Regions from separate parts of the Homo sapiens genome. Here region 1 is linked to region 2. Evidence: read pairs that join two places in POLR2A ChIA-PET (ENCODE). Cell type or tissue: Panc1. All regions are shown on one strand. Region 1 has its middle 67 kb from the start of NHSL1-AS1. Region 2 has its middle 56 kb from the start of NHSL1.

What was found. Peaks named below come from ENCODE experiments on the same cell type or tissue, not always from the same donor. Only the 100,000 strongest peaks of a DNase experiment are listed, where the experiment ranks them.
Region 1: POLR2A ChIA-PET joins it to region 2 with 6 read pairs; 2 of 35 experiments call an interaction of 5 or more read pairs at or near these places.

What each region holds. Positions count from the first base shown.
Region 1 is chr6:138,622,553-138,626,552 of GRCh38, reverse strand. It overlaps a transcript of NHSL1 not described here. Among named protein-coding and RNA genes, the nearest start is that of NHSL1-AS1, 67 kb to the left of the region's middle. In Panc1, no CTCF peak of the experiment used is centred here; no DNase peak of the experiment used is centred here.
Region 2 is chr6:138,553,771-138,557,770 of GRCh38, reverse strand. It overlaps a transcript of NHSL1 not described here. Among named protein-coding and RNA genes, the nearest start is that of NHSL1, 56 kb to the right of the region's middle. In Panc1, no CTCF peak of the experiment used is centred here; a DNase peak (open chromatin) is centred at 2,038.

The sequences.
Region 1 (4,000 bases), 69 kb before region 2:
TCTGGAAAATGTAGAACTTACCATGGGCTCGAAGAGGTGTTTTTACTTTTTAAATTCTGTGTTTTAATGGATGCAAATGCCTTCTTAATATTTACTTAAAGCTATGCCGTCACAGAGAAAAGTCAAGTGTGTCTGATGATTTAGTAAAATTTATGGACTACATAATCAACCTATCTACCACTGTTAACAGTGAGAAAATGTCTGTGGCTCTTTCAAGATTTTGCTTTGCGAGGGAAGAGACTCCTGTATTAACATTCTACCTAAAGAGTTTGTTTCCAAAAGCTAAGTGAGGTTTTAGAATTCAAGCAAGTGGACTGATCAGGCAGGACTGGATGGTTGTTTCCATATGTGCTTTCACTGATTTGTTGGCTAGGAAGACAGGTGGAATAATTTGGACACCTCAGTGCCAGGGATCATTTGATCAATTAAAACCAAGCTGTCCAGAGACAGCCTTCTGCCTGTTCTTGAGTCTAACAGTGGATTTTTATAGCCAGTAATGCCTCAGTGCAGGAACAAGAAGCTGGACTGAAGGCAGAAGAAAAACTCAACAGTAGTTTTCCATTGAGAAAAGCTAAGATAAGGAAACAACTTTCATTCAACAAATACTTTCGGTTGGGTGTGGTGGGTCACACCTGTATTCCCAGCACTTCGAGAGTCCTAAGCAGGAGGATTGCTTGAGGCCAAGAGTTTGAGACCCACCTGGGGAACAGGTGAGACCCTATCTCTACAGAACATTTATAAAAATTAGCTGGGCATGGTGGTGTGTGCCTATAGTCTTAGCAGCTAGGAAGACTGAGGTGGGAGGATCTTGAGCCCCGGAGTTTTAGGCGGCAGTGAGGTGTGATCACTGCACTGCATTCAAGTCTGGGTGACAGCAAGACTTTGTCTCTAATTTTTTTTTTTTTTTTTTTAATTAAAAAAGCACAAAAACAAGTACTTTAGAGCTCATACTGTACTCATGGCACTATACTATTCTTCAAGAATATATAAAGAGAAAATAAAATTGCTACTGTCTAGGAAGGGGAGATAGTAGTTACCCAGTAAGGAGTGGTGATAAGTTCTAGACCAGAAGTGTGAAAAAGACCTAAACGCTGGAAAAGCAATGTCCAGCTGTAATCAAGAAACATAGCAAATTAACAGTTCACACTTTGGGAGGCCAAGGCGGGTGGATCACTTGAGGTCAGGAGTTTGAGACCAGCCTGGTCAACATGGTGAAACCCTGTCTCTACTAAAAATACAAAAATTAGTCAGGCGTGGTGGCGCACACCTGTAGTCCCAGCTACTCAGGAGGCTGAGGCACGAGAACCGCTTGAACCTGGGAGGCGGAGGTTGCAGTGAGCTGAGATCACACACTGCACTCCAGCCTGAGTAACAGAGCAAGACCCTGTCTCAAAAAAAGCAAAGCAAAACAAAGCAACAACAACAAAAAAGTGTTAATTGATGATTTAATTATTTAAATTAATTATATCTTTGTAAATTAATATCCACCGTATTAACATTTTAGTTTAATTATTAATACAGTTGATTTTATATTAAGACAGAATATCTCTCTCTCACACACACACACTATATTTTGTATATATAAACTAAAAGAGTTCTTTAATCATCAATTCTGGCCTTTTATTCCATGATGACCTTGCAAAGAACTTCAGGAAAACCTGTAATTGAAAACGGTAGAGATAGGTATAGCTATTATAAGAAATTTGGTTCTGATGAAGAATCCTTCCAAGGGTCTACCAAAGCTTTTGCAAACACCTCCTCTGCTGCAGTTTAGGATGCTCAGCAATATTAAGTTCATCAGTTCACTTGCATGAGGAAGACATGTTAGACGAGGTTTGATTTTATTTAATTCAGGTGGGTGAAGTGTCAGAAGGAGGCTGTTTCTGAGCAGGGCAGAGCCTCAGTGATCTGAGTGTCACTCAGCAAAAGGTTTCTGAGAGATCTTAATTGTCCATTCAGGAAAAATGGGACACCCATTGTTCTGCCTTGAGATTACATGATTTCCCTAGGTAATCTAATTTCATTCTTCCTTTTTTTTATAGTGTGTATACGTGAATGAATTATTCTCAATTCTCTATGTAGCTCCAGGTAGAGTACCAGACTCATATATCCAGCCTCAGTGACCCAGAGTCATCTGTGTCATACAATGAACGCTTACATTTGCCCTCCTTCCCTTCTCTTTTCTCTGATTCTTGGTGCTTTCAAATTCCTTGCTTTTCAAAATGTGGTCCATGACACATCAGTGTCACCTACGCTTGTTAGAAATGCGGAGGCTCAGGCACCACCCTAGACCTACTGAATTAGGATCTGCATTTTAACAAGCTGTCTAGGTGATCCTGTGCATGTTAAAGGTGGAGATGCACTCTCTTAGCGTCCACCATTGCTGCCACCTCTTCTCAGCCAATCAATCAATAACATCAAAGATTGTACCTCTTTGATGACCTCTTGTATTAGTTGTTCTCACACTGTTATGAAGAAATACCCGAGACTAGGTAATTTATAAAGGAAAGAGGCTTAACTGACTCACAGTTCCACATGGCTGGGGAGGCCTCAGGAAACTTACAATCATGGTGGAAGGCAAAGAAGCAGCAGGCACCTTCTTCACAGGACAGCAGGATGGAGCGAATGCAAGCAGGGGAAATGCCAGACGCTTATAAAACCATCGGATCTCTTGAGACTCACTCACTATCACGAGAGCGGCATGTGGAAAACCACCCCCATGATCCAGTTACCTCCACCTGGTCCTACCCTTGAGACATGGAGGTTATTGGGATTATGGAGGTTACAATTCAAGATGATTTTGGGTGGGGACACAGCCAAACTATATCACCTCTGTAATCAGGATTGTGAGTTTGGCTTGTAAACTGTAAAACAAAGAGAGAGACTGAGGAGATGTAGGTCAAAGGATACAAAATTTCAGTTAGGAGTAATAATTTCAGGAGAGCTATTGTACAACATGATGTCTATAGTTAATAACAATGTATTGTATTCTTCAAAATTGCTGAGAGAGTAGACCTTTAAATATTCTCACCACAAAAAATAAGTATGTGAGGTAATATGTTAATTGGTTTGATTTAGCATTCTATAATATATACATATATCAAAACTTCATGTTGTACACCATAAATATATATAACTTTTATGAATTAAAATAAATAAATGAATAAACAAACCAGACAGACACTGTAGAGGGATAAGCTCCCTGTACCTCTCTGTTGCACTCCGGGCCCTGTTGTCTCTTCGTCTCCTTCAGTCATTTACCTGCCTGCCTCTCAGTTTCTGAGCAGAGCTCCCTGTCCACCCTCACTTTACTATGCCAGTGCAGGCCTTCATTTTCTGTGCTCTGAATGACTGTAAGGGCATCTAAACTGGCCTTTTGCCCACATTCCCATCGCATTGTTCTCAGATCCACGTCATTAATGCAATGATTTTGCAAATCCAAATTGCACACCTGCTCAACATCCTTGGTGACTTCATCACTTGCTGCCCTTTTTTCTAAGTGGCTTTCTGAACATGCCTGGCTGTTGCAGGGCCCTGTATTATGCGTATGTTACTTTCCCATATCCCCTTTTCTCCTTTCCTTTTCTTTGCTTAGAATTCACTGTAGTGTTACCTACTTTATCGCCTCTGCCCTGCGCTCCATTACTTCTGTAGCAGCCACCCAAAGGAATGCTTAGTGTGTGCTGTGCCTCTCCCACACTAAAATGTGAACCCCTTGGGAGCAGGAACTGCATTTATATTTATCTCTGATATCTGGTGTACCAAGCGTAGGCTCTGATAATTATAGTGAGTAATCAATAGATGTTTGTCAACTTGCATTGGTTACACTGACTAGGAAATTTCATTTGCTTTCTTGGAATTACTAAAAGATAGCTAAGTATTTTTTTTCCCCTTCTGAAATTCAGGTACACATAATTAGATTAATTGTAGTCCTTGGCTTATGGCAGATTTTTATCTTTGGTCCATACTTGCCCCCACTTTTGTTTTATTTAATATTAAA
Region 2 (4,000 bases):
GCCATAGAGATAATTGGTATAGACTGGATTTGAATCCACTTCTCGTGACTTAGTCCCACACTCTTCATGACACTTCAACAACTCTGCTCAATCAAAGAGTACAATTTAACCTCGTTTTAATGCCCTGGTGTCACTGTGACTAGTCATTGGACCTGGTGATGCCCTGATGGCCGCTGAATATTGTAGAGATCTTTGCTTTGGCATGAAATGGATCTCTGCAGTGTTCTTTAACTTCCAGTGACTGTTTTGTATTTCACTTTTGCTGGAAGCCTTTCTCTTTCGACAGTGTACTTGCACCTGTCTCTGGTAGTCCCCACCACTCTTTGGCTTGGTGTTGCTCCTGTGTTACCTTGTGTGGGGGGGTCTGGGTAACCCAGTGTATTGCAACAGTATTGACTGGAAGATGCATGAGATCCCGAGCCACAATCCTGTGGGCAGTGCTGTCTGGTGGGAGGCCATTTTGATTTCTTCTTTGCCATATTTTGAGTGGTTGAATTTGTCAGCAAAATGATCCGTTGATAAGTGGATGTTACTCTAATATGTAACTATGTTTTTTACATGTTTATCTTCTGTTGGCTTTTCGTTTTGGTACGGTGGAATAAAGTACATGTTTGTGTTAACATCATGGACCGGTGACTGTATTTGGCCATCCCAGTGTTTTCTGTAAACATTACATTTTAATCACTCCTGTAAAAATCACTCCGAGTTTTCAAGGAGGATTATCATCTACTGCTTTGTTTCACTTACTAAGCAAGTATGCTTTTAAACCTTGATTTCACCATTAACCACTTTCTCTAATTACTTGTTGATTGTCACTCTCTTTTCTCCATCTGATATGTAGACACCAAGTTTATTTACTCATTTTTCATTTGGTTGAAATTGCATCCCCCAGATTTCTATTTCATGTTCTTGTTTGTATCCTCTATATTTAAAAAGTCAAGAAATAGTGAAGGTAAGACGTATTTCAATTATTTAAAACCACTTCTACTCTACTAAACATTTTTGGCCAAATACTTTAAACGATATTTGAGCCTCATTAATGCGAATGGGAATGATATAAAATGTGGCTGAAAAAGCTGATCTGACCCTCTGGTTTTCCATGAATTTGTTAATGAACCACTAATATCCCAGTGCAGAGAATTCACATGACTTTTTACTAGTTTGTGTTGAAATGCTATAATCCCCATTTTGCATCCTAGATCCACAGTGTTTGCTCAATGAGTATTTTGATTTGCACATAGGAGACCTACAAAAATGTTTAAATGCAACCTGAATTAATTGAAAATAGAGATTACAGAAAATTCTGTGACTCAAGAAATGGGGCTCAGAGAAAAGAAAAATAGTTATTTTTCTACAATGACAATGACAATAACAATGACAGAAGCATTGTTATTCCTTCTGTCATTCTCTAAACATTGAAGAATTGACAGAAGAGTCTCACTCCTGATAGGAAAAGCTTTTGGTACTTTACATAGTTACTCTCTATTTTGGTTGTAAAATATCAGAGATGATGATAGTTTTAAAGATGTCTTTCTTTTCTAATGAAATGAAAACTCAAAGAATTCTGACTTTTGTGTTTACCTAATGAGAGAAATCAACTTTAGTAATTATTTAGAGAGAGCTCTTATTGAAGCAATGACCACACATTTTCTTCTCTCGGTGCCATTTGAAGCATTTTAGTAAATATATGTACACAGTCTTTAAATTGGACATGTGAAGGGATCCAAGTAGAGTTAGCTTAACAACAAGGCTAACTAACGTGTCAGGGCTGGAAGGAACCTCCGAGATACCCTGTCTGATCCCTTGTTTGGCAGCTAAGAAGGGAGGATGCAGAAAAGTGAGTTAGCTTGCTCAAGGCCTGTACCCAACAGGGCCCAGTGAGGCTATGTCCTTACATTCCTTTGTCCCCTCTTAAGGTATTGAGAGTGTGTTCCTTTCTGTTAGTCTCTTTAATTTTGACATTCCTGACTGCCCTGTGAGGGTCAAGTGACAAATTCCTTTTCTGACCTTACAGAGCAGGTTTTGGAAGCGTCTGAGTCACTCTGTATCACACAGAAAGTTTTCTAAGCAGATATGCAGAAGATAAGCAACTTACCATAGCAAAGACAAAAGAGGAAGAACGCCAGTCCTGAAAACAGGCTTTCTCATGTCACTTTTATTCCGCACAAGAACAGAATTCATTCAGTTTTCAAAGAATGAAAGAGGAAAAAGAAAACAAAAACAAAAAACCAACCCAAGGGCACCAGGCTGCAGCCTTTCTTTGTTAGGAACTGAAGTCCCTAGAGACAGTTGAGTAACTTAATAGAGCTGTCAGAAGCACACCTGCCTCGAAAGCAATAGAAGCATTTTAAAACTTTAAACTTAGCATTCTATTTTTGACTTGGAACTTTTTCCCTCTTGAGTGGCTGTAGACTTATTATAGTTAATAGCTGAGTTTACAAAGATGCATTAAATAGAAATAGAACGCAAAGGAAATCCCAGCCATTACCATGAACAAAATGGTAAGTTACTTCTACTAGAACTTTACTGACTTTAAGCTAGAGAGAAAGAGAAAGAGAGAGGTAAAACAAAAATCAAAAAGGAAAAGGCTCAGATCATGTTCGGCATGATCAAGAGGAGGGTCAGAAGAGCTGTTTTTGTGGGCCGCACCGTGCTCTGTGGATCTTGTAACTCTGGGATTATTATGCACCGTGGCAAGACTCCACCCCTGAAGATGGTCTGCCGATTTGAAGAATCATTTTCTTGCTTATTTTTAAACTCTTAAAGACAGGGAAAAAGACTGAAGGAGCCTAAATGCTGTGGTTTCCTCAAACCATTATTGTTGTAAATCCTATGGGTCCTGAAGTAACTCACTATTCCTGAAGTTTCAAACTGCCTCACGACTCAGAAGCCTTGGCAGTTGAAAGGGAAATTATTAGCTTCTTCCTTGAAACGTTGTCACTAAGGTTAAAGGGGGACAAAAGTTGGTGAATGTGGTGAATTTCAGAAGTAAACTACCTTTTTATAGAAATTCCATAGTTCTTTACAGAGCTTTGAGTTTTTCAAATACTTAGTTGGTTTCAAAACACAATATTTTAAACAAGTAGGCCTTAAAGAAATTAAATATTAGAATAATGTATTCAATTATCTATGCAGAAGTTACCAGAAGCCTGGACATTTACCTTGGCGTACCTTGCTCTTAATATCTTAGTATGTCTTCTGGAATTTTATCTTTTTGTTTGATGATTAAAAGTAATTATAGTCCAGTTACGCTCTCTGGTTATGTTTTATTAACACATATATTGTGGCAGAACTGTGGTCCGCCTGGTTGATTGGTACATGAACTTGAATAATTCTTGATTTTGTGGGTGGAGAAGTTGCACCTGTTTCTGTAGTTGAAGGTTGGTTATGGTTTTTACTTCCTCAGATTACTCAGATGCTTAGGAGAAAATGACACAAATGACTTTTTTTGGTGGGTGGAGGGTCCCGTTGATCTGTATACATTGCAAGTCAGTTTATCAGGGAGCACGTTGAAGAAATACACAACGTGAAAGGACCTACTGTTGTATCTTTCCTATGAGGTTATTTTTATGTGCTTTAACCTAAACCCTCTGAAATATAATACACATATGTTAGGCATAGTGGCAATGGCAAAGAGAAAACAATTTAGACTCCAGTGGTTTTGTTTTTCTCTCCTATAATACAGTTCCTTATAAGTTTACTAAGAAAGGGAATTTGGGGACATTATTATGACATCTTTCGGTATCCTCCCTCCATCTGGACATACTGGTGTTAATTCTTTTGTAAGAGATATTTCCAGAAAATATTTTTCTTCCTTTTTCACTTCCATCATCCTTCAAATATTTAATTCAGGCAGAATGAGAGTAGGAAAAACTGCTTTCTGAGTTTGTTGTGGTGAAGTTGCCTGGAGAGAGAATGGTATCTGTGTTTGTGTGTTTGTAAATGAGACTCTTTCAGATTATTAATCCTTTAAGGAAATGATAGTTTATAAAGATTTCAC